Regions from separate parts of the Homo sapiens genome. Here region 2 is linked to region 1. A link is an interaction called in ENCODE POLR2A ChIA-PET data of the cell type or tissue named here. Cell type or tissue: PC-3. All regions are shown on one strand. Each heading gives the region's core, and the rest is flanking DNA. Links, peaks and the distances in the headings are about the cores only. Region 1 overlaps PLS3 (plastin 3). Region 2 has its middle 100 kb from the start of LUZP4.

Region 1 (16,707 bases), core at 3,833-8,832:
ATTGCTCAGCCTACAAATGAAGGTCAGCAGACACCAGTGTCTTGGAATAAAATAGCCCTTTGGCAAGAAAACGAGCCACACCCCATTTAGTTTTTACAAAAATAAAATTCTTTCCAGCTTTACTAAATTGTAGATGTTGCGCCCAGCATGTACTTCTGCAGTAGTTGATTCTGCAGCTGTGGAAATATTCATGTATGCAGAAGTCCCCAAAAACATCTATTCACCATTACTTGCACATGCAGCTCTTATACTTTCTGTAGTAAAGTATTCCGTTAAGTTTTATTTTGACTCGTGGATAATAGCAAGCAACTACAGGTATAGCTGACACCTTAATTTCCTGCCTTGAACTTCTGGCCACAGACTTTATTTTTTTATTTTTTGAGATGGAGTATCGCTCTGTTGCCCAGACTGGAGTGCAGTGGCATGATTTCGGCTCACTGCAACCTCCGCGTCCCAGGTTCAAGCAATTCTCCCGCCTCAGCCTCTTAAGTGCCTGGGATTATGGTGCACACCACCATGCCTGGCTAATTTTTGTATTTTTTAGTAGAGATGGGTTTTCACTGTGTTGACCAGGCTGGTCTCGAACTCCTGGCCTCAAGCGATCTGCCCACCTCGACCTCGCAAAGTGCTGGGATTACAGGCATGAGCCACCTTGCCTGTCCCATTGTCACAGAATTCAAATTGAGCAGGAATACGTAGGATTTCAAATCTAACAGTTGTTTCATTTGGTGGGATAGCATCAAAGCCATGTACTGTGACCACTGTATATGGTTTTCTTCAAGAGCAGCAATAAATTTCTGCCATGTACCATGGGAAAGAGCTGTACTTTTAGGGAGAAAGGAAATAAGCCCTGAGAAAAAGCCCCATTTTCCTAGTTCCTTTCACAGTTCACCTGGCACACAACGGGTCTTGATATTTATATTTGAAAGAGTGAAACATGGATGGCCATAAATGCTCCTTGCTGATAACGATTGAATTGGGAAAATCTAATCAGGAAATCAGTGATTTATGAATTACATTGCATAAAATACATAATGATGGGAGCCTGTAAGAAGACTAAACAAATGGCTTCCTTAGTTTATTTTTCCTTTAGGTTTTAGTTGTTTTCAGTGAATATTATGAGTGAATGTTATCGATAGTGTTTTCATTGTGAGAACTGCTAAACTGTAGAGTCAAAGAAGAAATTGGGACATATTAATATTTTGACTTTTATGCCAGCTTTATTGAGACATAATATCATACTTTTTTTTTTTTTGAGACAGAGTTTCGCTCTTGTTGCCCAGGCTGGAGTGCAATGGCACGATCTCGGCTCACCGTAACCTCCGCCTCCCAGATTCAAGCGATTCTCCTGCCTCAGCCTCCCTAGTAGCTGGGATTACAGGCATGTGCCACCACACCTGGCTAATTTTGTATTTTTAGTAGAGACAGGGTTTCTCTATGTTGGTCAGGCTGGTCTCAGACTCCCGACCTCAGGTAATCCGCCCACCTCGGCTTCCCAAAGTACTGGGATTATAGGCGTGAGCCACCGCGCCCGGCCCCATACCATCTATTTTTATAGATTTTAGTATATTCACAGATAACATGCAACCTTCACCAGTCAATTTTCAAACATTTTCATCACCTCAGAAAGAAACCCCATACACTTTAGCTATCACCTTCCACAGCACTCTACCCCTGCAACCCTAAGCAACCACTGAACTATTTCCTGTCTCCATTGAGTTCCCTGTTCTGGACATTACATATAAATGGAGTCATATAATAGGTGGTATTTTGTGACTAGTTTCTTTCACTTAGCCTAACATTTTCAAGGTTCACACACCTTGTAGCAAGTATCAGTACTCTATTCCTTTTTATGGCTGGATAATATTTCATTGTACACCATATTTTGTTTATCCATTTGTCCATCGATGGATATTTGGGGTTGTTTCTACACTATGGCTATCATAAATAATGGGACATGCAAACATTAAGTGTCTATCCATGAGTCCCCTAATGAGTTAGAGGTGGTGCTGACAAGATAACATTTCACTTATTACCACTCTGCTCTTAATATAAATCCTTGCTTTGATTAAGCACTACCGATTTTTCCATCTAAGTTTTTTTGTTATTTTTTGTTCCTTGAGACGGAGTCTGGCTCTGCTGCCCAGGCTGGAGTGCAGTGGCACCATCTCGGCTCACTGCAAGCTCCGCCTCCCGGGTTCACGCCATTCTCCTGCCTCAGCCTCCCAAGTAGCTGGGACTACAGGCGCCCGCCACCACACCTGGCTAATTTTTTGTATTTTTAGTAGAGACGGGGTTTCACCGTGTTAGCCAGGATGGTCTCAATCTCCTGACCTCGTGATCCACCCGCCTCGGCCTCCCAAAGTACTGGGATTACAGGCGTGAGCCACCGCGCCTGGCCTCTATCTAAGTTTAGCTATTTTTTTTCTTGTTTCCTGATGCTTATTGGCTTATCATCGACTTGTTCTCAATAACGTTTTCCTTAGTAGTATTTATACTGGAATAATAGAAAGCCTGTAAATGCTGTATAATCATCTTTTCTAAAACTTATTGTATAATAAACATTTAGCACAGTTTTGTTTAATCACATTTTTTGAACACTAAGGAGCAAAGGCAAGCAGTATTAAGGAGTACAAAAGTACATGATAAATGCTTTGAAATGCAATGGGTTCAATCAACCAAAAGCATTATTGAGCACAGCTAATATATTTACTTTTAAATGTACTATTCAAGTGTGAAATATATCCATATAGAACAAAATTCAAAACTCACAAAGGGCCATAATGATAAGTAAATTAGCCTCTAACACTTAATATTTTTAAGAAGACATTAGTGTTTTACGTTTAGGTATTTTGACAGTAAGTTTGAGGGAGTCTTTATCTTTTGACCTTTTGGGGTGAATATGAGAATGAAGGAATATAAAAAGATGATTAAAAGAATCACCAGGCCGGAAATGACGGCTCATGCCTGTAATCCCAGCACTTTAGGAGGCCGAGACAGGAGAATCACTTGAGCTCAGGAGTTTGACACCAGCCTGGGCAACATAGCGAGACCTCATCTCTACTAAAAATAAAACAAAATTAGCCAGGCATGGTGGCGTGCGCCTATAGTCCCAGCTACTCAGGAGGCTGAGGTGGGAGGGTTGCTTGATCCCGTGATCACGCCTCTGTATTTCAGCTTGGGTGAGAGAGATCCTGTCTCAAAAAAATAAAATAAAATAATATCCTGCAATTTCAGATTATTCTTTTAAGCACCCTTGACCCCAGATTCACCAGATCAAAACAGCTAATGACTCATAGAACTTTACTCTGTCATTATTTTCCAGATTCAACCCACAGCGAAATTTTTGGGATCCAGTCTCCTTACTCTTATGGGCAGGCGGAACCTTGCAGATCCTTTAGGAAAGGATAGGCTTCCCTGAGAAAGGTGGGCTGGAGTTAAGTCAAAAAAAAGGTGCAACTTTCTGGAGTCCCATTTAGAACTTCCTGCGTATTTAATAGGCCTTTGCTAATTATTAACAATGTGCCTGGCACACTAACATAAATAAAACAGTGTGCCATCGTTTGAAGAGCTGAGTCTAATCCACCTACTGATTTTTACAAAGGAGGCAACTGAAGTCTGATTTTGGCTTGCCTCAGCATAGAGTGCTCCAGGACAATGGTGGAGGATCAGGTCGCCATCACTGGAGACCCAGATTGTAGTAATGGAACTGATCCATCATTCTTCTCACTATATATTTAAACTCCATGTCCAGGGTCAACTTTGTTTAGTAGCAGTGCCTCTTCCCTGAATCAGTTTGTATCTACACTTAATTTCTTTCAGAGATTAATAAAATGACAAATGCTATCTCAATAAAGTTACCATGAACTCTCTGAAACTCATATCACCCATGACTAAAGCAACTTGCTTTGAGTCTGACAAGCTCTTCCCTAGCTAATGGAAATGCATTAGCAATAGCTTTACAGTGGTAAGCTATTTTTCTAGGTCATATTCAACCCAGAGTAGTCACATGCTGACAAAACTTCAATCCTAAACACTGATCATAAAGAGTTTCCTATATTGTATGTAATATATCCAAAAGTTTTTGAAAACTCTAATTCCAGTATATTGAATATACATTATAGGGTTTATCACTCCTGATTTTTTTTTTAATTGAGACGGAATCTTGCTCTGTTGCCCAGGCTGGAGAGTAGTCCCGTGATCTCGGCTCACTGCAGCCTCTGCCTCCCAGGTTCAAGCAGTTCTCGTGCCTCAGCTCCCCAAGTAGCTGGGATTACAGGCGTGCACCACCACGTCTGGATAATTTTTGTGTTTTTTGTAGAGATGGGGTTTCGCCATGTTGGCCAGGCTGATCTGGAACTCCTGACCTAAACTGATCCTCCCGCCTCGGCCTCTAAAAGTGCTGGGATTACAGGAGTAAACCACCATGCCTGGCCCACTCCTGATTTCTTCTAAACTGGATTTTATCATTCTCAGAGTCAGTGTTTCCTCTCTGTATTACTCCTTGCCTAGAAAAAAAAATGTCCATTTCATTCATCTATTCATTGACTTATTCAAGTACTTACCGAGCACCTTATATATGTCAGATACTATTCTAGGCACTGGGGATTACAGCCGTCAATGAAACAGACAAAAATCACCGTCTTTATGAAGCTTACATCCTACTAGGGGAGAGATAGAAAATAAACAATGATTTTATATATTATATGCTAATGTGTTATGGAGAAAAAGTAAGATTAATGGTATAGGAAGTGGGAAGAAGGGTATTGCCATTTCAAAATATGTGGTCACAGAAGGCATTACTGAGAGGGAGATATTTCAGGCAAGATATGAAGGAAATCAAGGAGTATCCATGTGAATGTTTGGGGAGAAGTGTCACTTGAACAAGTAAAAAATATTTCTAATAACAGATACCTAAATCATCATACATTGATGTGTTTCAGCCCTGAAATTTTCCTTTATGACAACTCCTTTTTATTTTGGTATTGAACAGAAAAAAATAACTTTCACCCAGATCAAACACTCTAGTGGAGTCATGAACTGACTATATATGCTAAGAATATTGTGTCAGAAGTTATGTCAAAAAAGTTTTGAAAAGATAAAGCTAGGCGTGGTGGCTCACGCCTGTAATCCCAGCACTTTGGGAGGCTGAGGCAGGCGGATCACGAGGTTAGGAGATCGAGACCATCCTGGCTAACACGGTGAAACCTCGTCCCTACTAAAAATACAAAAAATTAGACTGGCGTGGTGGCGGGCGCCTGTAGTCCCAGCTACTCGGGAGGCTGAGGCAGAAGAATGGCGTGAACCCGGGAGACGGAGCTTGCAGTGAGCCGAGATCACGCCACTGCACAAAAAAAAAAAAAAAAAAAAAAAGATAAAGTGGGAATAATGTTTAAAGCAGGATATAGAATTAATACAAGTAAATGTTCTTCATTTTCCCTATTAATTTAATTATACTATATTCTGTGTTTAATTCTGAATTAGATTTTTTAATTAAACTTTTTATTTTGAGATAATTGTAGATTCACACCTACTTGTAAGAAATGGCACAAAGAGATCCTGTGTACCTTTACCCAGTTTCTTCCAATGGTAAACTCTTAAAAAACCATAGTACAATAGCAAAACCACAATGTTGACACTGATACAGACAAGAGGCAAATGAGTTTCATTACCAGTAGAATCCCTTTTATTGTCCTTTGATAACAACACACACCTCCTTCCTCCCCTGACCTCCATTTTTGACCCCAGGAAACCACTAATCTGTTCTCCATGTCTATAATTTTGTCATTTAAAAATATTATATAAATGGAATGATATATAGTATGTAGCCTTTGGGAATTAGCTTTTTTTCTCTGAGCGTAATTCTCTTAGAGATTCAACCTAAGTTGTTGTGTATGTCAATACCTCGTTCCTTTTCATTGTTGAATAGTATTCCATGGTGTGTATGTAACAAAGTTTATTTAACCATTCACCCATTGAAGGATATCTGGGCCATTTCCAGTTTTTTAGTTATCACAAGTATTTGTATACAGGTGTTAGTGTGAACTTCAGTTTTCGTTTCTCTGGGATTAATGCCGGAAGAGTGCAAATGCTGAGTTGTATGAGAGTTGCATGTTTAATTTTATAAGAAATTGCCAAAGTGTTTGCCCAGAGTGACTGTACCATTGTGTGCTTCCACCAGCAATGTATGAGTGATCCAGTTTTTCCACATCCTTGCCAGCCTTTGGTGGTGTCACTGTTTTTCATTTTAGCCATTCTGATAGGTGTGTAGTGATAGCTCATTGTAGTTGCATTTTCAGTTTCATAATAACTAATGATGTTTAACATTTTTTATGCACTTATTTCCCATCTGTTTGCCCTCTTCAGTGAAATGTCTGTTCATGTCTTTTACCTATTTTCTTTCATTTTTGAGACAGGGTCTTGCTCTGTTGCCCGGGCTGGAGTGCAGTGGCGCAATCACGGCTCGCTGCAGCGTCAACATCCTGGGCTCAAGTGATTCTCCTGCCTAAGCCTCCCAAGTAGCTGGGACTACAGGTGCACACCACCATTTTATTTTTTGTAGAGTTGGGGTCTTGTTATATTGCCCAGGCTGATGTGAAACGTCTGGCCTCAAGCAGTACTCCGCCCTTGGCCTCCTACTGTGCTGGGATTACAGACATGAGCCACCATGCCTGGCCCTTTTGTCTGTTTTCTAATTGGATTATTTGTGTTTTTACTGTTGTGGAATTTTAAGAGGTCTTTATGTATTCTAGAGTCTAATTCTTTATCAGATATGTGGCATACAAATATTTTCTCCTCGCCTGTAGCTTATCTTTTCATCTTCTGAACAGAATCTTTCATAGAACAAAAGGATTTATTTGGTGAGGCCCACTTTATCAGTATTTCCTTTTATGGATTGATTTTTGGTGTCATGTCCGAGAACTCTTCATCAAATCAGGTTCCTGAAGAATTTCTCTTTCCCCCCTAAAGTTTTATAGTTTTATGTTTTACATTTAGGTCTGTGATCTGTTTTGAGCTAACTTTTGTGTAAGGTGTGAAGTTTGGGTTGAAGTTTCTTATTTTTTGTTTTGGACTGTGTTTGTCCTCGTCTACTGACATGGTTTTTTGCACCCTTGTGAAAAATCATTGAATATATTTGTGTAAATCTGTTTCTGGGTTCTCTTCTGTTCCGTTGTTTTGAGTATCTGTTGCTCTGTCAGTATCACACTGTCTTGATTACTGTAGCTACATAGTCTGACTTAATGCCAGGTGGAGTCTATTCACCTTATTTTTCAACAGTTTTAGATGTTCTAAGGCTTGTTCCTTTCCATGTTAATTTTTAAAAGAAGCTTGTCTATAACTACAAAAACTGTTCTAGGATTTTGAGAGGAATTGATTTAATGAATTAGACTTTTGAAATTGCATATGTAATGTTAATAAAGTTAAAAATGGTAATTCTGTTAAGGAAAACAATTTAGTTCCTTCCAAAGTCTAACGCTAGTTCTTATTTTCTGAAGAAATGTGTATTTTTATGATTTTGAAATTATTGAATGAATATTAATTAGCAGTTTCTTTTTTATTTTTTAAATTTTTTGTGTGGAGATGGGGTCCCACTATGTTGCCCAGGCTGGTCTCAAACTCCTGGTCTCAAGCAATCCTCCCGCCTCAGCCTCCCAAAGTCCTGGTATTACAGGCGTGAACCACCATGCCCGGCCAGCAGTTTCCTTTCAGCCATAACATGAATGACCTTTTTTAATGGCCAAAATTGAAGTTTGTCAGGTTCTAAATCACTAATATGTTTTTGAATTTAAAAATTTTTGAAGGTTTACTTCTGGAATTTTTAAGACCAACCATTAGATTTATAAGGCTGTTAATAAGATTCCTAAACCTATTGTTTTGCCTTAAGGAAAGTATGGTTTACCTTTTGTGTTATCCCAAACAAATTCATCTCCCCATATAGCAAAATGGAATATGCTACTAAATAGTTGAAATTTAGGGTAATGGAGTTTGGGATATGTTTATTATTCATGAATAGTAAGTCAAAAGTTTTTAAATGAAAACATTTGTGTATTCTCATGCTTTGATTGTTGATTCTGCAAAATAAAATCTTAAAAATTACAAAAAGCATCTGATAAACTTCTTAATTTAAAAGAACACTCAGAAATTTACTTTCAGGTATTTAAAAAAAGAGGGAGGCTATCAAACTGATTAGGACTGAAGAAGAACTGAAGAGATAATGTCACCTTGTTGGTTTTGGGTGAGGGAAAATTGAATGAGATCATGCTTTCTTTCTGTCTTGCTTTCTCAAGATAAAGCTTTTCCACTCTTCTGTCTGCTTACTGATTCAGGGTGGCAGGCACAAAACAAAACGTTCCGGTTATATTTTCCATCCTGTTTATATTTAAATTGGCTGTTTATTCTTTAATAAAGTGTATAACTGTTGGTCTATAACATTATGAATGTGGGATTAAGTGGTTAGACTTAGCAGGAATTTGAAAATCAGGGTCCAAATGTACTACCCTAAGTACAGTAGCAGAATTACTTCTATAAAGAAAACTTCCCTAAGTTACAGCATCTGGCTCATAGCATTATCATTACAGTGAAGTTTACCATCACTCATATTAGTGATGTGTTACTTCCCACTTACTCCTAACCCTGCTTAGGTAATGCAAAACTATAATTTAGAAAGTGTGATTTAAAGAAGATGCAATATAATGGTACTCATTGTAAACATATATCCAGATTTCTTTCTTCACATATAATTTATCTGTATTTTTAAATTTATTTTGTCTAATGAAAGACTTTTAAAAGCTCATTCTCTCGAGCAGTGAATTCTCAGCTAGTGAGCCAGGACAGTCTGCCTCATCAAAAGAATTCTGCTAATTGCTTTAGCCAATTTCTGAGGTAATAAGCTGGGAGAGGGAAGAGGTTGGTTACTCATGCATAGGTGACTTTTTGCTAACAGTGTGATTTTTAGGAAGTGAAGACCACAAAAGCTTTTTGACTTGTGGCAGAATTCATTATGATGAGACTTTAGCTGTACCAGGTAACAGATTGCCAAATAAAACACCAAACAAGCAAGATTGGTCAGTTACAATCCAGTCTGTAGTAGTCTGATCCAGCATAGTGTTATGTTTATGGATTCAATTCCCTCCTCGAAGTCATACAATTGAGGCATCTCAGTAGAAATAAAACAAAATAAACAAATTTTGTAGGGAAGCTCCTATACATTTGAATGGTAAGGGCATATAACTATTAATACTTTATGAGACCATGGTATTTTGCAGCCAATCTTAAGGATAAATCTACATTGTGTTCAGGATTCTGTGTTGGGCCAGACTTAACAATGACCATTATGTGTAGAAAATAGCAACCATTGTTGCTGAATTAAACTCTCTCTGGAGATTTAAACATTTTTTTAAAAAATTAAGCTAATAGGCCAAGCGTGGTAGCTCACGCCTGAATCCCAACACTTTAGGAGGCCGACGCGGGCGGATCACTTGAGGACAGGAGTTTGAGATCAGCCTGGGCAACGTGGCGAAAGCCCGTCTCTACTAAAAACACAAAAAGATTAGCCAGGCATGGTGGTATGCATCTGGTCCCAGGTACTCGGGAGGCCGAGGTGATAGGATCACCTGAGCCTGGGGGAGGTTCAGGCTGCTGTAAGCTGTGATTGCACCACGGCACTCAGCCTGAGTGACAGAGGGAGACTCTGTCTTTAAAAAAAAGAAAAGAAAAGAAAAAGCTAATAAAACCTTGATGACAACATAGCCAAAGAAATTAATCAGAGAAGAGTGGTGATTAGAAACAGAAAGCATAGTGGAATAGATGAATTACACCTGGCAAAGGAACTCTAAACTATATTATGTAAAGCTCAGGACAGTCTACTTGTCTGAAAAAGAAATACCAAAAGTATACACATGCAAAAATTTGGATTTTTCAGCTGGACTTTTTGTGAAAGGTTCCCTCCCACCCCAAATTCAAAAGAAGTATAAAGCAGGCCATTCATGGCAAACTCCCAATGAAATGGAATTAATTTGTATTGTGTTTTGAAAGTGTATATATGTGCTTGCAGGAATTACATGGAAGAATTATACTGACATAGAGTGGCTCTCAAAGTGAATAATGGAATCTTAAGGATGTTTTATTAAACAGCGAGTCAACTATTTTTCTCCGTGAATGTGACTCCACAATGATAGTGGAAGTCAGAAAATATTTCACATGCAAATATATCTGAAATTCTTCATGGATGTATTTAACGCTTTGAAGTGATGGCAACATCTGGTAGCAAGTAGAAGCCAGCGTCTTAAAAGCTATGGCTTCATGTTACTACTTCATCTGAATTAGTCATTTAAAGGGGATTTTATATGTCTTCCTAAAAACTGACGAGGTTAATCTTAGACTAGGGCAGGCTGGCAGGAAATGCTAAAGCGGCTCTTTCTTTTGAAGGTTTTGTTATTCCTTGTGAGGTCAAAAAGTAGTTGTTTTAAAGTTTGGAAAGCTAAAGCAGTGATGTTTTGACTCTTGACAGTGAGATGTTTTTCTTTTTTTTTGGGGGAGGGTGTGTGTGGCAAGTTTGAGGAAAAACTTGATACACTGAGAGTTCTTTATACTTTCCACTCCACTTATTTTCTCTCAAATGAATTTATTTTCTAAAGGTGCAGAATTTAGAAATTCGTTTCAATTACCAAATCTGAGCATGGATTTGGTGCTATTAGAAGATGTAACCACCATGTGTTTGGCCAGATTAGCTTTCAGGAATGATCGTATCTTACAGAGTTAGCCAATGGAACAAGAGTAGATGCCTTTTATCCTTATTTATTTGCTTTGCATTAAAAAGACAAATGCTGAAAGTTTATTCTTGACTATGAAATAAACCACTATAATATATGACACTGAGTTAATTCCTTTAGGATGCTATGTCTTCCACATACATCCATTTAATAAATATTTGTTGAGTGCCTACTGTATGCCAGGCACTGTTCTATAAGCTGAAAATAGATTGCTGGACAAAACAGACAAAAAATCACTGCCCTCTTAGAGCTTATTAAATACGAAAACAGTAGAGCAATTTAAAATTATTTAATGCTATCACTCAGCTTTTAAAGATCTTCACTGAATGAGTTTTGAGAACTTTTGCACATATTATCTACAGCTTGAATAGGGAAAAAATGACATTTTGTTTGAAATCTAGTTCAAGAAGCTAGAAGCTGATAAGTAAAGTAAATATTTTATTCTGTGATGATCATTTTCAGTTTTCATTTATCAGTGTTATACTTAGGCCTCTTGAGGAATGTTACTAGTTTAACTTGTGGATTTCCTCCTGAGGATGGGCTTAATTTGTATTGGGGGAGGTGGTGAAAGGACCTAGTAGCCCTGGAATTTAATGTAAAGTCGTGGCATTTGTAAAACTATCTTCTGTCATTTGAAAAATTATAGAATACTTAAATGTATTTAATGCTCCCTGTGGAAAATGAATGTATTGCTCAGTTATTTTTGCCTATGTGAGTAGTACAAGAGCTGACTCAAAGGAGATGACATGATGGTTCCTGTCCTGAAGTGAAATAAGATGATGGGTTGTGGTGGAAAAATGATGTGGTCATGCCCATATTTGCTCACATCTCTTGTTAGTTTCCTTTTATAGAGGGAAACCAGGGAAAGTCTCATTTCTTATTTTTTGTTTCCTTTTTGTATTTTCTTTCATACGCCATTTCCCTTTCTTTTTTTCTTAAAATTGCATTATAGTGACTTCCAATTCAATTGGATCAAGTTGTACTTGGTAATGACATAAAGAAATACCGCTTAGAAAGGTCATAGTGGAAGCATTATACCCATTTTAGGGAATTGATTATATATATAGACACAGCCACTCTGAGCCCCTTGAGGATATGAAAAGCATGTTGCAGAAATCCTCATATTTCCTGATGCCAACTAGTATAGTGCCTTTTACAGAATATATGCTTAATCGGTATTTATCTATTGAACAAATATGAGCCATGAAATTTAATTTTGCTCTCCAAAATCCCAAGTCCTTTATATAAGTAGGCAGAAATTTTAAAAAGTCTTTTTTTTTGTTTGTTTGTTTTTTGAGACAGAGTCTTGCACTGTGGCCTGGGCTGGAGTGCAGTGGTGCAATCTCAGCTCACTGCAAGCTCCGCCTCCTGGGTTCAAGATTTTCTCCTGCCTCAGGCTCCTAAGTAGCTGGGATTACAGGCACCCGCCACCACGCCCAGCTAATTTTTTGTATTTTTAGTAGAGACGGGATTTCACCATGTTGGCCAGGCTGATCTCAAACTCCTGACCTCGTGATTTGCCCTCCTCAGCCTCCCAAAGCGCTGGGATTACAGGTGTGAGCCACTGCACCCGGTCTAAAAACTTATTTTTATGGAATTATTCAAATACATAATGTAAAATAGCATTAAAAACCCCCAGCTTTAACAATTACCAGTATTTCATGTTCTTATTTCATCTTTGCTCTCCCCTTTTTTGAGATTTGCTTTAAAATAATCCGCATATTGTTTTACCGATAAATACTATAGTATACTTCTTAGTTTTTAATATTTTAAGATAGTAGTGTTTGCATTTCATATGGAGTTTTACTTTTAAACCCTTTCTGTGCTACTTTATGCAAGAGAAAGAAATTCTTAACCGCTTATCAGAAGAAAAATCTAATTTTTTTTTTTTTGACGGAGTTTTGCTCTTGTTGCCCAGGCTGAGGTGCAATGGTGTGATCTCGGCTCACAGCAACCTCCGCCTCCCGGGTTCAAGCCATTCTCCTGCCTCAGCCTCCGAATAGCTGGGATTACAGGCCTGTGCCACCACACCCGGCTAATTTTGTATTTTTACCGGAGACGGGGTTTCTCCATGTTGGTCAGGCTAGTCTCGAACTCCAGACCTCAGGTGATCCACCTGCCTCGGCCTCCCAAAGTGCTGAGATTACAGGCGTGAGCCACTGCGCCCGGCCAAGAATAATCTAATTTGCTGTGTATGAGTAGGATGTTAACTCATTTTGTAACATATATTTCCTTTCTTAATCTTTTAAAAAATTTTATTAAAAGTTTCTAAACAGGCCGGGCGCTGTGGCTCACACCTATAATGCCAGCACTTTGGGAGGCTGAGGCGGACAGGTCATGAGGCCAGGAGTTCGAGACTAGCCTGGCCAACATAGTGAAACCCGGTCTCTACTAAAAATACAAAAAAAAAAAAAAAATAGCCATGTGTGGTGGCAGGTGCCTGTAGTCCCAGATACTTGGGAGGCTGAGGCAGGAGAATCGCTTGAACTCGGGAGGGGGAGGTTGCAGTGAGCCAAGATTGTGCCACGCACTCCAGCCTGGAGGATGGAGTGAGACTCCGTCTCAAAAAAAAAAAAAAAAAGTTTCTAAACAACATTGTACATGTTATGTCATGACTGTCATGATAAAGTCTTGCCTTTTAGACATGAACCTGATTCAGCAAAATGTGCTTTGAAGTAGATAAGCTGTAGATTTTTGTCTTGCCTGAATTGATATTAAAGAGATGTTTTTTCTTTTCACAGTTCAAAAGTACAGAACTCAGGTTAAAACCTAGATATGTAATTTTGTTAATTTTATTTTCAGTTTGAAAATTCTTGTTAAAACCTGCATACTTTATAGGTTTGCTGTCTCTAAAATTAGATGGCTCCTTCATAAATATTACTGAATAAAGCACCAGTTTTCAAAAAGTGTGGCACATGGGCTCATGGGGGTTAAAATTACTTTCATGATAAAACTAAATTGTTATTTGTTTTTTCACTGTGTTAACATTTGCACTGATGATGCAAAAGCAGTAGTGGGTAAAGCTGCTGAATCAAGATAGTGGCCCCACACTGTAGTGATAGCCACTGTATTCCTCAGCACCATACCATCACCTTTAGAAAAAAATCTTACAACATGCATTTCATTTACAAATGTACTTGATGAAGCAGGAAAAAATAATTGTATTAAATCTCAATTCTTAGGTATGCATCTTTTTAAATATTGTGTGTGATGAGATAAGACATACCCATAAAGTATTTCTGCTGCATATGGATATATGACGATCGTCTTGAGGGAAAGCACTTGCGCAGCTGTTTGAGTTGTGAGCTAAACTAGCTGCCTTTTTAAAAATAGAAAACCAGGCCGGGCGCGGTGGCTCACGCCTGTAATCCCAGCACTTTGGGAGGCCGAGGCGGGCAGATCACGAGGTCAGGAGATCGAGACCATCCTGGCTAACACGGTGAAACCCCGTCTCCACTAAAAATACAAAAAATTAGCTGGGCGTGGTGGCGGGCACCTGTAGTCCCAGCTACTTGGGAGGCTGAGGCAGGAGAATGGCGTGAACTAGGGAGGCGGAGCTTGCAGTGAGCCGAGATCGCGCCACTGCACTCCAGCCTGGGCGACAGAGCGAGACTCCGTCTCAAAAAAAAAAAAAAAAAGACAACCAGTTTTACTTTGAAAGATTGAATTAACTGATTATTCAGACCCGAGTATCTAACAGATACTTTATTTTTAAAAAATGAACCAAGTGTGCCTCTCACTGCAAGGGAAACAACTAAGAGTATTTGTTGCCAATGCTAAAATTAGAGCTTTCAAGCAAAATTCAAATTTTTGAGAACTTGCATTGGTCACCATTTTATCCGATCAATACTTAGGCTTTTCTAGTGAAATCGACAGTATAATTAATGAAAATAATGTGTTAGATTTTGTATAATGAAATGTATCAGCATTTGGAAGACCCACATAACTTACTGAAACAATATTTTTCCAAATAACTAATGTATGATGTTACAAAATCAAGCATGGGTAAAAGGCCCATTCTAAGTGCAAGACAGACAAATAGATTTTGAAAAAATCATTGATATTGTATCAGACTCTACATTGCAACCAACCTTTGAAAAACTACCACTTCTCTCGAGTTTTGGTGTAGTATTGAAGAATATCTGTAAGTATCTGGAAAGCCTCTTAAAGTATTTCTTTCTTTTTACAACAGTTTATCTGTAGGAGGCCAGATGTTCTTCATGCACTGGAACCAAAACCGGTATTGCAAAAGATTGAATGCAGAAGCAGATATGAAAACCCAGCTTTCTTGTTCTAGGTTAAACATTAAAGTGATTTGCAACAATGTAAACAATGCCACCCTTGTCACTACACTTTTTTTGAAAATATAGTTATTTTTCATTAAAAAGCTTATGTTAACATGTAATGGGCTTATTCTTATTTTTAAACAAATAAATATCTTAAAAGTTTCGTAGTCGCAATTTTTGATGTGACAAATACACTGATAGATCTAACCCATGTGTCACCAAACTCTTTGGGATCCTCAGATCCTGAGGCCAAAAAGTTTAGGAACTGCTGAGTTGGGTTTTTTGTTGTTGTTTCCCTCCTTATCCCTTTGCCCCACCCCTCCACTTTTCTCCTATTCCCCTCTCCTTTCTTTTCTTTTTTTGAGTGAGAGAGAGACCCTCAGGATAGAAAATTGTAGAGCATGTGAGTTATTCCTTTGTATGTTTTTATTAGCTACGAACTGAACATGTATGTCTTTTAAATTCATTCATTGCCCCATGTGTAGTTCGATGTATTTTGACCTTTTCTTTTATTTATTTTAAAATTTTGATTACTTAGTTACACAAATAAAGAGCTAATAAATACTATCAGGGAGACAGCCCTTGGAATATTGAATTTTATATTTTCTTCTGCGACAGTCTTGCTCTGTCCGTGCAGTGGCAAGATCACAGCTCACCTCCTGGGCTCAAGCTATCCTCCTACCTCAGCCTCCCAAGTAGCTGGGACTACAGGCGACAGCCACCATGCCCAGCTAATTTTTTTGTATTTTTTTTGTAAAGACAGGGTTTTGCCATGTTGCCCACGCTGCTCTCGAACTCCCGGGCTAAAGTGATCCACCCACCTCTGCCTCCCAAGGTGCTGGGATTACAAGCACCAGCCACCACGCCTGGCCAGAATATTGAAATTAAGATATATTCTGACTTATTTTTCCCCAAATATGAAAAAAATGATTACATATATGACTTGATTATTAAAATTGACACATCCATGCAACAAGTTTATATACCTAATGCTGTGCCTGGTATGAATTTCCTAAACTTTCCAATATAGTCCCAAAATTACAGTAGTAGTTTCTTGAATGTAAACTTGTTGCCTGTTTTATATGTTAGATCCCTTTGCTTCTATGCTTCACTCACTATGTTTGTTTGTTCGCTTTGTTTTTATAAGTCATGAAGATGGAAAAAAAACTGTTTCATGAAAGGAAAATAGATGAGTGTTGTTGAGGTGTGTCATTAAGCACAGTGGGAGAGGCCTCCAATGTACGTGTCACACATGGAAAGTATACCTAGTACTGGGTGTGGTGGAGAGCATGACGTCTGGATGAAAGTTGTAAGAGACTTTAAAAATACTATGCCTAGCTTTTGTGTTACAACTACATATTCCACTGATACTTATGTGAAACTCCCATAACTTTTCGGGTTGTACCTCTTTTTTCCACCCTGGGGTGGGAGTGTGTCCACAAGTGCATGTGTGTGAACTCTTAACTTTGTGTTTGTATTTTGAGATGGAGTCTCTGTGGCCCAGGCTGGAGTGCAGTGGTGCAATCTCTGCTCACTGCAACCTCCACTTCTGGGGTTCAAGCTGTTCTCCTGCCTCAGCCTCCCAAGTAGCTGGGACTACAAGGGCACAACACCAATCTGGCTTTTTTGAATTTTTGGTAGAGACGGGG
Region 2 (16,707 bases), core at 6,498-11,497, 190 kb before region 1:
ACTGTCCCTTTTAACCTTTCCCTCTTTATTGCCCAGTTTTCAAGGCTCAGTTCGTTTTCCATCTCCTCCCTCCTCTGATTAATCAAGATACTCTCTCTTTGAATTCACATTGCATTCCTTACCTTGACCATGGAACTTTAGATTTCATTACTTGTGTTGGTCTTCATGTCATGTGTTATTTTAGTCCAGTGTTCTTAGCCACAGCTGCCCACTGAAATTAACTGAGGGGCTTTAAAAATGTTGATGCCTGGGTCCCACCTCACAAATTCTTGTTTAATTAGTCTTAGATGCAACCCAGAGATTGGGATTTTTAAAAGCTCCCCAGGTGATCTTAGTGTGTAGCCAGGATTGAGAACCACCATTTCAGTTCATCGTGAATGTAAGCTCTTTTATATTAATAAATTTTGTATTAGCATTAGCATTAGCAGCCCTCAGACTTGCTCAGATGCTGGTATACCTCGAAGTTACAGTGCTCTTTAAAGAACACTATAAAATATTGATGTATTTGACTGATTCCTGTAAATGAAGAACAATTTTAGTGGCAAATAAAGAACTATGGTTTGAATATAAAATATAAGAGCATAGCCCTGTGTACATATAACCTAGACACACTTTTGAGCTATACATGACTGGCTGATTCCCAGTTTCTCCTTAATATTCTTTGGCTTATTTTTCTGTGATCTGTAAGCATTCACTAACAGTCTCATAATAAGAGGTATCAAAGTTTTAAATAAAAATTGTAAGCCAAAAAAATCCAAAAGTGGCTAAATTCCATCTTTTTGTATTCTTTTACTTGCAAAGTAAGAAAAGCCTATTGCTACTAGATTTTAGTGTTGAAATACCTCCATTCAGCTTGCAGAACACCAAACACAATAATAACTGCTGACATTTATTAAACCCTTATTATATAGCAGATGATCTTCTTTATATACATTATTCATATTTATATGCTTTATATGTTTATGTATTATATATAAATTACCATTTTGTAATGACAGCTTTTGTTAAAAAGGAATGGATGCAATACAAATAGCATTTTATTTGGAAATTACTTGTCTGAAGCAGGTCTTTTGAATCTCTTTATAAAAGAAACTTGTATTTTATTAATAACAATGGCATGTACATGAATATGCAATTGGTAGAAGTCATACATGTAAGCTATTTATTTCCATAAAAGTTTTGGAGCCCTAGAAATAATTCCACAGTTGGCTAGCAAACTGAGACTTACAGGTTGTAAACTAAATGTTGAACTCCAAATTTGGAGTCTGTGGTATGCTGATTAATGGCCCCTAAAGATATCCAGGTCTTAATCTCTGGAATTTGTGCATGTTATATGGCAGAAGAGACTGTACAGATATAATTACATTAAAGCCCTTAAAATAGGGAAAATATCCTGGATTTTTTAGGTGAACCTCAGATGCAATCACGTGCATCCTTTAAGAGTGAAGCAGAGGGAGATTTGACACAGAAGAAAGAAGGCAATATGACAACCTTAGCAGAGAGAGAGAGATTTGAAGATGCCAAGGTATAGGTACTGTAAATGGAAGAAGGGCCCGCCCACAAAACAAAGAATGCAGATCTTTAAGCCGGAAGGCAAGAAAACAGATTCTCCCCTAGAGCTTCCAGGGAGCACAGTTCTGCCAATGCCTGAATTTCAGGCCAGTGAAGCTGATTTTGGACTTCTGGCCTCCAAAACTGCAAGAAAATAAATGTGCATTGTTTTAAGCCACAAAGTTTGTGGTAATTTGTTACAGCAGTCATAGGTAACTAATAAAAAGTCTTTCCCCACATAGATACTGTCAGGAAAAGATGAAGACCAAGATTTCACGTGTAGGCCATCACGACACTTAACAAACATAGAAGGACATATTAAAACGAAGGAAATATTGCCTGAACCTATTCCTTTGTTTTTAAATTGATGAGGTGTGCAATAGAAAACTGGGCTTATTGTTAATGTAGAAACCACTTTAGTTGAACAGTCTTTGAAGAAATTTGGCTCTTTTTTTGGATAGTGTCCCCCCAGCCTAAGATGTGCCAAACCAACCCCATCTGTGTGGTTTACATCAGAAAGCGTACTTTTTTCCCCTTTTTATTGTGTGTGTGTGTGTGTGTGTGTGTGTGTGTGTGTGTGTGTGTGTGTGTGGAGATGGGGTATCACTATGTTACCCAGGCTAGTTCAAACTCCTGGCTTCAAGTGATCCTCCTGCCTCAGCCTCCCAAAGTGTTGGGATTACAGGCATGAGCCACCATGCCCAGCCCAGAAGTGTACTTTTTTAAAGAACGTTTTGGTGAAAGATGACTGAAAGTCTTTACGTGATAGTTGAATTTTGACTTGAAATTCTTTATAAAAAAATTAAAATGTAATAAATGCATGGATTATCAGTTATTTACTTACAAATAACTTTAAGGAGCAGATAGGTTTTCAATACTTTAATGACTTAGGATGTCATCAGTAAACACCCCGTTAAGAATTTGGTGTTTTTGGTCGGGCTCGGTGGCTCACGCCTGTAATCCCAGTACTTTAGGAGGCCGAGGTGGGTGGATCACGAGGTCAGGAGTTCGAGTCCAGCCTGACCAACATGGTGAAACTCTGTCTCAACTAAAAATACAAAAATTAGCTGGGCATGGTGGTGCGCACCTGTAATCCCAGCTACTCAGGAAGCTGAGGCAGGAGAATCACTTAAACCTGAGAGTCAGAGGTTGCAGTGAGCCAAGATTACGCCACTGCACTCCAGCCTGGGCAACACAGTGAGACTCTGTCAAAAAAAAAAAAAAAGAAAAAAGAATTCGGGTTTTTCCACTAAAGATACTACATGGAGAGCATGAGAGTACACTCACATTCTGGTGATGACAGGATGGCATACTCTTTGAAGATTTGGCTTCACCTAAATTTTTTAGAAGGTAAACTCACTTTACCTAGAAGTCAACATGGATGTTGATGGGTCATTTGTAATTTAAAAAGGGGGAATTCCTATGAAGGAAACAAAAATAAAACACCATTTAATGAAACAGGTGTTCCCTTGGGAAGGGTTGTAGGGGTTGGGCTGGGGAGTGAAATTTTATGTTTCAAAAAGCTCGATCAATCTGAAAGTGACTGACTCTATAAAGGCTTCGTTTAAGGGCCACAATAGAAAAGTAATAAAAACAAACAACTATCCCTAAAAGTACAAAACCATAAATTCTGTATCGGTGGGTCTATATTTTTCAAAAGAAGCAAAAAGAAATGGGTGAATTTTTGTTTCAGAATTTGTTATTTTAATTTTGGTTTGGTTTTTAACAGTAGTATGCACCCTAGAGACTAATTATCAGCCTTTCATTTCCTGGTCACAAATTACTTTCAGCTTCATTGTTGTATTAGTATCCATTTTGTGGTGTTTACTTCTGTTTTTTAACCATGAATACACATATTGGAGTAAGGATGTGTAACTGAGGATGTAAAGCAATTTGCTACATATGCAGCCAACATTTAAGTCATTTCAAGCCATTAAAGCTTATAAAAGCAAATTATTTGCCCTTTCTGGGTCCGCTAACAATAACCTTCACCAAAGTGGTTTTAGAGGAGCATAGTTACTGAATTAGATCCTGCTGAATTAGTAAGTTTCTACTCCCCCAAACAGTATTTAGTAAGTCAGCATATCTGTAATTTTTAAATTACTGCTCTTATAAACAAAGACAGAGACAACTGGAGGCCACAACTTAATAGCTCTCTAGACAGTTGCCTATTCCAGTTCATGGGTGATATCTTAATGAGGATTCTTTACATCATGTAACTGGATATAGGAGGAAAGAGGTGACAGTAGCAGAAGGTAGTGGCAAGGTCTTTTGTTTGTGTAATAGGAAGCCTGGACTCTGTCCCTCTAGTGAGAACCCCTGAATGGCATATCTAGCTTCAGAAAAGCTGGATCATCAGTGTTGACAATCAGAAATCCTATTTACATTAATACCATCAAGCCTCTTGAGAATAAAAAACAGATTACTTTTTGACTGACAGTAAGGTTCCTGTGACAAAGAGATCAAGATCCTTAAACAAAGCAATGGGACAATAGTCACCTTTATCTTAGGAAGCATGAGAGGTAATGCCAAGAATGAGTAGTGAGCCCAGAGTAGAATAGGTTTGAGGAAGCTAGGCACTATCACAGACATTGGATTTTTTGTTGGCAGGGAGAAATGTTTTCCAATAAGACCCAAGTGGCTTTTGTTCAGATGTCTATGGTAGCGGTTGGCAAACTTTTTCTGTAAATGGTCGTATAGTAAATATGTTGGGCTTTGTGTCTCAAGAGATAAAATTGAGGATATTATGTCGGTGTTCATATAACAAGAGAGAGAACAAATTTCCACATATTCAATGTTCAGTAATAGTGATTTGAGGCCAGATTTTATTTATTCAGAAAAATTTCAATCTCAGCCCTGAGCTTAAAAAAAAAAAACTCAGTAAAAATTTACCACTGCTAAGCCATTGAACTTCAGTGTCATAGGGCAAGTCAGATATTCAGTTTCTATTTCTGACAAAAATTCACAGAACTGTCGATGGCTAAGTCCAGGAGAGAATGTGAACTTCATCACTGACGCTACTGGTATAATAACACAGTAGATGCAAATATTTTCTGCAAAGTGCCTGCTGAAGCAATGAATAACCATAGGCTTTAATTAACGCACCATCAGTAAATGACTTTCTTTGCTTGCCTAATAAATGAGCCACTTGGAAATTTACTTTTGTGGCAGCCTCACTTCCTGTGAAGAAATTCTTCTGCGATAAGGTATTCCATTTTAAATGTTCTAATTTTTCTGACCATTGCTTTCCTGTGAGTTGGGGATATTAAGAGTGCTTAGTCTGGAATTGTTGACATATACCGTATTCTTTGGATATCCTGCAGCTGTAGTGTCATTGCACAATAAACACAATGCTCTGCCATATAATTAGACAACCAAATATCCAAACTCCAGTATGTCTTAACAATACAACAATCAGAACTGGGTGTTGTGGTGTGTGCCTGCTGTCCCAGCTACTCAGAAGGCTGAGGCAGCTCACTTGAGGCCGGAAGTTTGAGCCCAGCCTGGGCAACATAGCAAGACCTCCGTCTCTTTAAAAATACGTACAACAATCAAAGTCCACGTCATTTTTCTTTGAAAGGCTGTAGAATTATAGATGTGTCACTGCAATTTATAATGCACTGAGTAACAGTGTGAAGAGATGAGAGAGCCATATTTGGTCTCTGTTGCAACTATAGTGTATAACTTTTTTTTTTTTTGAGACAGAGACTCACTCCCTCACGTAGGCTGGAGTGCAGTGGCACAATCTCGGCTCACTGCAACTTCCATCTCCCGGGTTCAAGCGATTCTCGTGCCTCAGCCTCTTGAGTAGCTGGGCTTACAGGAGCGTGCCACCATGCCCAGCTAATTTTTGTAATTTTAGTAGAGACTGGGTTTTGTAATGTTGGCCAGGCTGGTCTCAAACTCCTGACCTCAAGTGATCTGCCTGCCTTGGCCTCCCAAAGTGCTGGTATTACAGGCCTGAGCCATCATGCCCGGCCCCAAGTATAACTTTTGACTCCCCAAAATCTTAACTACTAATAGCCAGCTGTTGAGCAGAAGCCTTACTGATAACATAAACAGTCAAATAACACATATTTTGAAAGTTATATGTACTATATACTGTATTCTTACAATAAAGTAAGCTAGAAATGAGAAAATGTTATTAAGAAAATTATAAGGAAGAGAAAATATAGTACTTTACTTATCGATACCTTAAGTTTACATCATCTGTTTACAAAATAAATTGTCAAAATAGTGGGCCACCTCCCTGTGCAGACCTCAATGTATGGTGCATATCAAGCAATTCAACTTTTTCTTGTAATGTCATGGCTTTCCTCTGCTTCTTATAGGAGCACTTCCAGCACCACTAGGGGCTTTTTGTATGGATCCCATGGTGTTATTCAAGGTTTACCGTATTGCACTAAACATGAAGAAAAATAAAGAGCTCCAGGACAGGTCACTTTTTACTGCACTCCGGGATATACCAGAGAGACAACAGCTCACACAGAGATGATTTGTGTCACATGACGTTTTAAGCAGATATTCAAAATATTTAACCTCACCACAATAGCAACAGGAGGTGGCTACAAAATCATTATGTAGCACAGAATGTATTACAGTTAATTTTATGCAGTTATGATTCATGTAATAAGTTTGTTTACATTTCTTTCAAATGGTGCCAGGTATGGTCTGTGTTTGTGTGCATTCATTTTGATAAATTTTATCTTTTTATAGTAATTTGTGTATATTTTATGGTTGTAAATGGTAACATAGACTATTATTTACATATATTTCATGCATTCATGACATACATTTTTCTTAATTTTTTTGATATTTCTAAACTAGGTGGTTTATCTGTGAGTTTTTCAAATCATCACAAATGTCAAAAAATTGTTCCAATATATTTATTGAAAGAAATCCATGTAACTGTGGACCCATGCAGTCCAAACCCATGTTGTTCAAAGGTCAACTGTACTTAACTCTGCTATCATAGCACAAAAACAACCAGAAATAATGCGTAAATGAATGACTGTGGCTATGTTCCAATAAAACTTTACTTACAGGCCCTGAAATTTGAATTTTATATAATTTTCACGAGTCATGAAATATTTTTCTTTTCTTTTTTTTTTTTTGAGACAGAGTCTCACTCTATCCCCAGGCTGGAGTGCAGTAGCGCGATCTCGGCTCACTGCAACCTCTGCCTCCTGGGTTCAAGCAATTCTGCGGCAGCCTCCCGAGTAGCTGGGACTACAGGCACGTGCCAGCATGCCCAGCTAATTTTTGTATTTTTAGTAGAGATGGGGTTTCACCATGTTGGCCAGGATGGTCTCAATCTCTTGACCTCGTGATCTGCCCACCTCGGCCTCCGAAATATATTTCTTCTTTTGATTTTTCTCATCCATTAAAAAATATTAAAAACCATTCCTACCAGAAGAAAACCTAGAGAAAAAGCTTCATGATATTGGAGTTGGTAGGTTTTATTGGATAAGAGATGAAAAGCACAGGCAACAAAAGCAGAAAATAGACAAATGAAACTACAATAAATTTAAGAAAGCTTTTGTGTATCAAAGGACACAATCAACAGAATGAAATATCAACCTACAGAATGAGAGAAAATATTTGCAAATCATGTATCTGAAATGGGGTTAATATTCAGAATTTTTAAAGAACTCCTACAACTCAACAACAGAAAAACCCAAATAAGCTAATTTAAAAAATGAGCAAAGGACATGAATATACATTTCTCCAAGGATGATATACAAATGGCCAGTAAGCATATGAAAATATGTATATTGCTAATCAGTAAATAATTGCAAATCAAATGAAATATCACCTCACACCTATTAGGATGGCTGCTACCACAAAAAATCAATAAAATAAAACATGTTGACAAGAATGTGGAGAAGTTGGGACTTTTGTGCACTATTGGTAGAATTGTAAAATGGCGCAACTTCTATGGAAAACAATATGGTGGTACCTCAAAAAATCAAAAATAGAACCACCATATGATCCAGCAGGCTTACTTCTGAATATATTCACAAAAGAATTGAAAGCAGGGCCTCAGAGAGATATTTCTATACCCATGTTCATAGCAGCATTATACACAACAGCCATGTGATAGAAACTACTCAGATGTCTATGGACCAATGAATGGATAAACAAAATGTAGTATATACATACAATGGAATATTGTTCAGCCTTAAAAAAGAAGATTCTATCATATGCTACAACAGGGATGAACCTCAATGACATTATGCTTAGTGAAATAAGTCAATCAAAAAATTGCAAGTACTGCATTATTCCACTGCAAATACTGCATTATTAAGTTATCTAAAGTATTCAGTCCTCTTAGAGACAAAAAGTGGAATGGCATTTGCCCAGAGCTAGAGGAAGGGGCAAACGAAGAATTGCTATTCAATAGGTGCAAAGTTTCAGTTTTGCAAGGTGAAAGAGTTTCCAGAGATCTGTTGTGCAACAATGTTTGTATAGTTAACACTACTAAACTTTAAAAATGGTTAAGATGGGCTGGGCACAGTGGCTCATGCCTATAATCCCAGCCCTTTGGGAGGCTGAGGTGGGCGAATGGCTTGAGCCCAGGTGTTGGTGACCAGCCAGGGCAACATGGAGAAACCCTGTCTCTACAAAAAAAAAAAAAAAGCAGGGTGTTGTAGTGCATGCCTGTGGTCCCAGCTACTCAGGAGATTGAGGTGGGAGGGTCATCTGGGCTTTGGGAGTTCGAGGCTGCAGTGAGCTATGATCATGCCACTGCATTCCAGCCTGGGCGACAGAGTGAGACCCTGTCTCAAAAACAAGATAATTGTTAAGATGGTAAATTTTATTTTTTTTAACCACAAAATAAATACAAGTTAGGGAAGGGATATTATTAAAAGAACAGTCTTGAATCTACTGTAAATTAGTTTTTAAGCAAATCATTCCCAAATTTTGAGATGTAAGTATATTTAGTAAAAAATGACTTGAGTCAATGCCTCACAAGTATTAAAATTCATAGAAACAGAAAGAATATTGGTTACCAAGGGCTGGAAGAAGAGAGAAAAGGGAATTGTTTAATGGGTGTGGTGTTTCAGTTTCACAAGATGAAAAAGTTGCAGAGATCTGTTGCACACCAATGTGAATATACTTAACACTACTGAACTGTACTCCTAAACATGGTTAAGGTGGTAAATTTTATGTCATTTTTTTAACCACAATTAAAAATAAACAAAGAAAACCTTCTTAGATTGCATGCCATACAAAAACAGACAGGGCACTGAACTTGGCGTGCAGGTTGTAGTTGCCAACTCTTCCTCTTTGGCCCAGCCTCAGGAAACTTCTCTTAGGTTCCATGCCTGAGAGTACTCTAAACTATAAGAACCACATCCACTTTTGGAGGATTCAATAAAACACCTGCAATACCAGTGGGTAGAAGTTTCTCTTTCCTCTTAGAAAAATTGGCAGTGGATGCAGTGGTGGAAAAACCAGCAGAGTTAGAATGGGAGATATTAAGGGACTGGATAATGGATGTGAGAATGTGTGGGCAATCATAGCAGAGAAGAAAGCGTGAATGGTGAGGAATTTGATAGCCTGTTTGAGGAAGAAGAGGAATATGGACATTGACAATCCACTGCTCACTTTTTACCCAGAGGATGGTGTCATTTTGGTGAGCAAGAGTTAATTCATTCAGTCACTGTGTAAACTTGGACAAGTCCATTCCTCTTACCTTATCTGTGAAAAGGAGGGTGGGAACATTCCTACTGCCCTCTCAGCTCTAAAAACCACAAGACTCTATCACCAAGCTGACAAAGTGCCAATGATTTTATCCTCTCATTTGTACAGCTTTTAAGGCAGGAGACTTTCTGTGTCTCCTATTGGGTAGATTTTATTCATTTACTCTAGCCAGTGTAGGTAAAAAACTAATTACAGTCTATGGAGTCCTGACTAACTCTATCCACAGCTGGGTCTTTTACTCAATACCTCAAGCCTCCCTTCCCCTGGGAACCTGAGGAAATAGTGCAAACAGGGAAGGGAATTAGGAACCATTGTTAACTCCAGTTTCTTTTCTTCTTTTTTATTTTTCTCGCTCTGTCGCCCAGGCTAGAGTGCAGTGGCTCGATCTTGGCTCACTGCAACCTCCACCTCCCAGGTTCAAGTGATTCTCCTGCCTCAGCTTCCTGAGTAGATGAGATTACAGGCTCCCACCACCATGCCTGGCTAATTTTTGTATTTTTTAAATAGAGACGGGGTTTCACCATGTTGGCTAGGCTGGTCTCGAACTCCTGACCTCAGGTGATCCCCCTGCCTCGGCCTCCCAAAGTGCTGGGATTACAGGCATGAGCCACCAGGCCCAGCCTTTAATTCCAGTTTCTTAGCCCCACAGCAGCTACCCCCTCCTGTTAAAAATCTCTGAAGTCTCTTCCAGTTCTTTAATAGGAATGGTTGGGGAAAGAGTCTTCTTTATGAAAAGAATGTAAATCCCAGTGCTTTTGTTTGTTTGTTTGTTTTGTTTTGTTTTGAGATGGAGTCTCACTCTGTTGCCCAGGCTGGAGTGCAGTGGCTCGATCTCAGCTCACTGCAGCCTCTGCCCCCGGGTTCGAGTGATTCTCCTGTCTCAGCCTCCCAAGTAGCTGGGATTACAGGCGTGTGCCACCACACCCAGCTAGTTTTTGTATTTTTAGTAGAGATGGGGTTTCACCTGTTGGCTAGGCTGATCTTGAACTCCTGGCCTCAAGTGATCCTTCCGCCTTGGCCTCCCAAAGTGCTGGGATTATAGGCGTGAGCCACCGCGCCTGGCCAAATCCCAGTGTTCATTTTAAAAAATCATCATTGTGTGTGACAGCGTTATCAAAAGCAACAGCAAAGTTCTTTTAGCTTTTTTTTTTTTAAATCCTCTCCTCCTTCATTAGGACTACCAAGGAAAAAGCAGGAATTTAAAGGGACTCATAACAGACCTTCCTCCTTCCAGTTGTTAACCAGGTTAATCGGATTCATTCCAGTTGTTAACTTCCTTCCTTCCAAAGAGGAAGAAGTGTCCTTTCTGTTGGCCTCTAGTGTGTTGGGGAAAGGGCCACGTGTTGGGAGGAGGGCCTTTATTAATGGGATCACTCCAGTAGCTGTCTCATTTGCTTTCCAGTTTGCAGCTGTCCCGTGATCTGATTATTTGAATCTCAGCCTCAGAACTGACTTGCCTTTGTTTCTGGTTCAAGAAAGCTCTAGTTAGAATGGGAAAGCTCAGCCACATTGTTCAAGTTAAACACATCGCAATGGCGAAACATGAACCTCAAGACTGCTGTATCGGGGTTAGAATTTTCAAAGTGAATGCCTTTGCCAGTGTTGTGCTTTTGTTTACTTCTGGGGCTGGTTGTGGTGTTAGCCTCACATTTGCTCAGCCATTTTCCTGGGGTGATTTACCATAACATTTGGTCCAATAAAAAGGAAATTAAATATCTATTGGCTACCTTTGTGCATTCATTGCCATGTTACAGTTGGAGCTATAATAATAATAATAAAATGTCTTGCAGGTGTAAGTTGTGATTAGTTATACAACACTTGCACATCATGTTCTTGTTTAACATAACAAACCCTGGGAGGTAAACAGAGTAAGAGTTTTATCCTCATTTTACTGATGATAAAACTGAGGCTCAGAAAGCTGAAGTGACTTGCCTAAGTTAGTGGTTAATTTGGAACTAAAACCTACCTGAAGATAATAGCTTTTTACAGAACATCACACTGCCTACCCTCTTTCAGAAAAGCAGAGAGGTTGCAATTTTACAAGGTTTAGACTCAGCCTGGAGGCAGGAGGAGTGGTTAAAATCATGAAACATTTTGGGAGGCCGAGGCAGGCGGATCACGAGGTCAGGAGATCAAGACCATCCTGGCTACCACAGTGAAACCCCGTCTCTACTAAAAATACAAAAAATTAGCCAGGCGTGGTGGCGGGCGCCTGTAGTCCCAGCTACTTTGGAGGCTGAGGCAGGAGAATGGTGTGAACCCGGGAGGCGGAGCTTGCAGTGAGCCAAGATAGCACCGCTGCACTCCAGCCTGGGTGACAGTGTGAGACTCCGTCGGAAAAAAACAAACAAAAAACAAAAAACAAACAAACAAAAAAATCATGAAATACTGAGGCACTGATTGGTGAAGAGCTGCTGCTTTGAGCCCTTTGAATGGATGCCAGTTGCATCAGCATGGAGGAGTCTTTCTGGGGGCTGCCCTGCTGCCTGTCTGCCAACAGGCTCCCATCCATGTGTCCAGATGACCAGAGCTGAGATAGCACCAGCTAGAGTGGAAACAGCACCCCTGGCAACAGGACCAGCACCTTAGTGTGCAAACTGTGTACTGAGCCCACAGCTGACCAGCATGCCCCTCAAGGACCTTCAGCTAGCCACTGATGAGAACTTCTGCCTCTCCAATATATCCTACTGCTTCTTAAATACTTTTAATATTATCCAAACATGTACAACTAAGTCGAAGCAACAGCAAAACTGTGAAATAGATCCCTATCATTTGTCTTTTCTCCACAGTGGGTGCCCTGCCCCTGAATGGGTGCCTGGTTCCTCAGGTTACCCCCTGCCCTAGTCTGTTAGAGGCCTTCACTTCAGAGTGATATCTGGGCTAGGTCTATTCAGGCTTTTCCTCCCTTCCTTTTACCATACCCACCTATCTAAGCTGTCAGAGCCTGACTTTTGAAAGTTTTAGTGACTAGTGACAGATAGTTGTGATGCTTAAAGATATAAAGTCTTAGCGACATCTTTACCTATGAAACTTTAGGCCCCATGGGGGATGGGACAGGATATATTTTTTGAGAGCTGGCTTTTCTGTTCTCAAGCCCTATCTTGTCATAAATATCTACAAAACTAGGTCATGGCTTACTGCAGCCTCAACCTCCTGGACTCAAGTAATCCTCCTATTTCAGCCTCCTGAATAGCTGGGACTATGGGCATATGCCACCACACCTGGCTAATTTTTAAATGTTTTGTGGAGATGGGGTTTTGCTATGCTATCCAGGATGGTCTCAAACTCCTGGTTTCAAGTGATCCTACTGCTTCGCCCTCCCAAAGTTCTGGGATGACAGATATGAGCCACTGTCTCCTGCTCTAAAATACATTTTTAATGTATGATCGCCTTCTATTCTACAGGAAAATAAGGAGCTATATTTAATACAAGAAATGTGTTTAGGAGGAGGGTATTTCTTTCAAAGGCATAACTCTGAAAATAAACATAAATGCCATATTTCGTGGTTAAGAGCACAGGCTTTCAACTCTTTTTTACAAATGGCAAGAAAATAATCCCAGCATTTTGGGATGCTGAGATGGGAGGATAGCTTGAGGCCAGGAGTTTGAAATCAGCCTGTTCAACATAGCAAGACCCTGTCTCTACAAAAACTGAAGAAAAAAAATAGGCGTGGTGGTGTGCACCTGCAGTCCAAGCTACTCTACTCAGGAGGCTAAAGTGGAAAGGATTGCTTGAGCCCAGGAGGTCAAAGCTGCAGTGTGCCATGATTGCACCACTGCACTGCAGCCTGGGTGCCTGGGTTACAGAGGAAGACACTGTTGAAAGAAAGAAAGAAAGAAAGAAAGAAAGAAAGAAAGAAAGAAAGAAAGAAAGAAAGAAAGAAAGAAAGAAAGAAAGAAGGAAGGAAAGGGGGAGGGAGGGAGGAAGGAAGAAAGGGCAAGAAAAGAGGGAGAAACTTATAGATTAAAAGAAACTTAAGAGATGACTTATCAACGAAACGCCATTATATGATGCAAACCTTTTCTGGATCATGATTCAAATAACCCAATGTGAAAAAAAAATGAGATAATTGGGGAAATATGACCATGGATTGGACAATTAATGATGTTAAGAAATAATGCATTTTAAAGGTATTATAGCTATTTTTTAAAGAGTCCATTTCTTTTGAAAATATATATTGAAATATTTACAATGAAATGACATGAAATCTTGAGTATGTGTGTGTGTGTGTGTGTGTGTGTGTGGTATATGCAACCAGTGTGTGTGTCCTATAAATAGCTTTGCAATATACAAGATGTCTACTGTTGTTTTGCAACTGAAGAGCTTGTCTAGGAAAGAGTTTGCAGTGGCAGCACAGGTGGAAACAGTAGTGAAGAATCAGACAGTTAATCCTGAGGAATAAGAAAAGCCTTGCTTCACGGGCAAAGATTTCATGATTAAAACATTAAAAGCAATTGTAACAAAAGCAAAAATGGACAAATGGAATCTAATTAAACTAAAGAGCTTCTGCACAGCAAAACAAACTACCATCAGAGTAAACAGAGAACCTGCAGAATGAGAGAAAAATTTTGCAATCTATCCATCTGACAAAGGGCTAATATCCAGATTCTACAAGGAACTTAAACAAACGTACAAGAAAAAAGCAAACAATTCCATTGAAAAGTGGGCAAACGACATGAACAGACACTTCTGAAAAGAAGACATTTATGCAGCCAGCAAACATATGAAAAAAAGCTCAACATCACTGAGCATTAGAGAAATGCAAATCAAAACCACAGTGAGACACCCTGCCATGCCAGTCAGAATAGCAATTGTTAAAAAGTCAAGAAGCAACAGATGCTGGCAAAGCTGTGGAGAAATAGGAATGCTTTTATACTGTTGGTGGGAATGTAAATTATTTCAGCCATTGTGGAAGACAGTATGGCAATTCCTCAAAGACCTAGAACCAGAATTACTATTTGACCCAGCAATCCCATTACTGGGTATATACCCAAAGGAATATACTTCATTCTATTATAAAGATATATGCACACATATGTTCATTGCAGCACTATTCATAATAGCAAAGACATGGGACCAACCCAAAGGCCCATCAGTGATAGACTGGGTAAAGAAAATGTGGTACATATACACCATGGAATACTATGCAGCCATAAAAAGAAATGAGATCATGTCCTTTGCAGGGACATGGATGGAGCTGGAAGCCATTATCCTCAGCAAAGTAATGCAGGAACAGAATACCAAACACAGCATGTTCTCACTTATAATTGGGAGCTGAACAAGGAGAACACATGGACACAGGGAGGGGAGCAACACACACTGGGGCCTGTCAGGGGTGGTGGGGAAGGGAGACCATAGGGATAAATAGCCAATGCACGTGGAGCTTAATACCTAGGCGATGGGTTGATAGGTGCAGCCAACCACCATGGCACACGTTTACCTGTGTAACAAATCTGCACGTCCTGCACATGTATCCTGGAACTTAAATTAAATTAAATTTTTAAAAACGGAAAAGCCTTGCTTCGCAGCACTAAGCCTTTAAAAGCATCCTTAGGAACAAAAGTAGCGTATTTCTTCTGTATCTGTTTTTTGTCCTCTCTCTACCACCTCCCACCCCACATTGCCCCATAGTGAATGTTAATAACCAATTAATTCTCCTCAGATTTCCTCAGAATACTGAGCGGGAAAAGTCTGGTTGCCACTGAAGCAGGAATACAGATCCCTTCCTTACATAGTCCTTATACCTGACATAGGAATGGAGAACTCTGTAGTCATACTTTAACTCTTTTAACAAACATTTACCAAATGTTCACTACATGCCAATAGTCTGCTAGACACTCACACGTTATCTCAGTGATCTGGTCCAGACCCGTTTTACATATGAGTAGACTGAGGTTTGGAGAGATTAAGCGGCTCACCCAGAATTACACACACTGCTAATGTAATCATGGGCCATCAATGCCTGTGGAGGCTCTGTGGTCTGTGAAGGGGAGAAAATTACAGAACAAAGAGGCCCTTCATGTTTAGGTTCAATACCAAGCCCATGCTGCACACAAAGGTTCAGAGCAAGTGAACAACATGGAGTCCACTGAGCTCCATTGTAAGGTAGAAGTGGACTACCAGATGGGACCTTTGCCAGCCCTGAGCCATTAAAGACTTCCTGAGCCCAGCCAATTTACCTGCTTTTCAATAAGATCTTTATTTGCCCTTCTATTCTTGTCTAAAGTTGTTGTCATTTCCTTTTCTGTCTGGCGACACTGAAAGCTGCCTTCAGGCAGTATGACCATGCTGGCCCCTTCTGCAACCCCCACCTCACCAAGAAACATATCTTAGGATTCCCTTTGTTTGACTTTTTTCTTCTTTTTTGAGCAGAAAGCATCTTATCTCTCACATTTCTAGAACTTTGGCTATTCAAATTCTTTATTGGATCCGCAAGCAGCTCAGGGTCGGGAGTAAATGGAAAGTGCTGTCCTAGCAGCTCTGGTTTCATTATTAAGCGGTTGCATTGGGAGACATATGGATTCACAGGACCAGAGCCTCTTAGAGCTGCCAAGCTCTCAGAAACTGTAGAATTGGGCCCAATCTGGGATGACTGCAACTTGGCTGCTAACAGTTCATTTGTTTGTTCGTTCATCCCTCCCTTCGTTCTTTTATTCCAGAAACACTTCTTAACTGCCTACTTGTGCCTTGCTCTCCCCGCCCAACTCAGGCGGCTGTTATCTTGAGGAAGGGGGTGAATGGACCAGTAAACAGAGGGTCACCATCCAGTGTGACTAGTTCTATGAAGGAGAGGCGGTGTCAGATAGTGGTTTAGAAAGTACAATTTAAAAATCACACAGTCCTGGTTTAAACTTCAGCCTTCATACTTATTTGTTGTGTGGTGGTGGATGAGCTATGAAACCTCCTCAGTTAATCCATAGTGGGGAGGTACCTGGTACTAGAGCAGCACAGATAGGCAGCAGAACATCTCTTTCTGACTAATGGGGATCCATAAAACCAGGAGCTAACATGGGAGAATTTTATCCTTAAAAACATCTTATCTTTGGCACGGTGGCGTGCACTTGTAATCCCAGCCACTCAGGAGGCTGAGGCAGGAGGATCTCTTGAACCAAGGAGTTGGAAGCTGCAGTGAGCTGTGATCATGTCACTGCACTCCAGCCTAGGCAAGAGGGCAAGACCTCATGTCTTTCTCTCTCTCTCTCTCTATCTCTCAGTGTGTGTGTGTGTGTGTGTGTGTGTGTGTGTGTGTGTGTGTGTGTGTGTATGTGGGCGCATATATATATATATCCTATGGCAAGGGCAGGCAACAGGCAGGTAGACGGCTGGGACAAGGGATGTTTGTTCATTGGGACGAGATGTCCACAGGGGCTCTAGTTCAGAGTCAGATCCATAATTTATAGAAGGATTTAGGGGGCAAGGCAGACTTCACTCCCAGAGGAAATATACGGC

What was found. ChIA-PET counts read pairs that join two places held together with the same protein. Peaks named below come from ENCODE experiments on the same cell type or tissue, not always from the same donor. Only the 100,000 strongest peaks of a DNase experiment are listed, where the experiment ranks them.
Region 2: POLR2A ChIA-PET joins it to region 1 with 6 read pairs; 3 of 35 experiments call an interaction of 5 or more read pairs at or near these places.

The regions. Positions count from the first base shown.
Region 1 is chrX:115,573,342-115,590,048 of GRCh38, forward strand. The region is part of intron 1 of PLS3 (plastin 3); the gene reads left to right. Among named protein-coding and RNA genes, the nearest start is that of PLS3-AS1, 19 kb to the left of the region's middle. RefSeq lists an enhancer at 5,862-6,435. In PC-3, for the core only: no CTCF peak of the experiment used is centred there; a DNase peak (open chromatin) is centred at 6,150; H3K27ac peaks cover 5,000 bases.
Region 2 is chrX:115,384,200-115,400,906 of GRCh38, forward strand. No RefSeq gene overlaps it. Among named protein-coding and RNA genes, the nearest start is that of LUZP4, 100 kb to the left of the region's middle. RefSeq lists an enhancer at 14,964-15,537. In PC-3, for the core only: no CTCF peak of the experiment used is centred there; a DNase peak (open chromatin) is centred at 9,272; H3K27ac peaks cover 1,581 bases.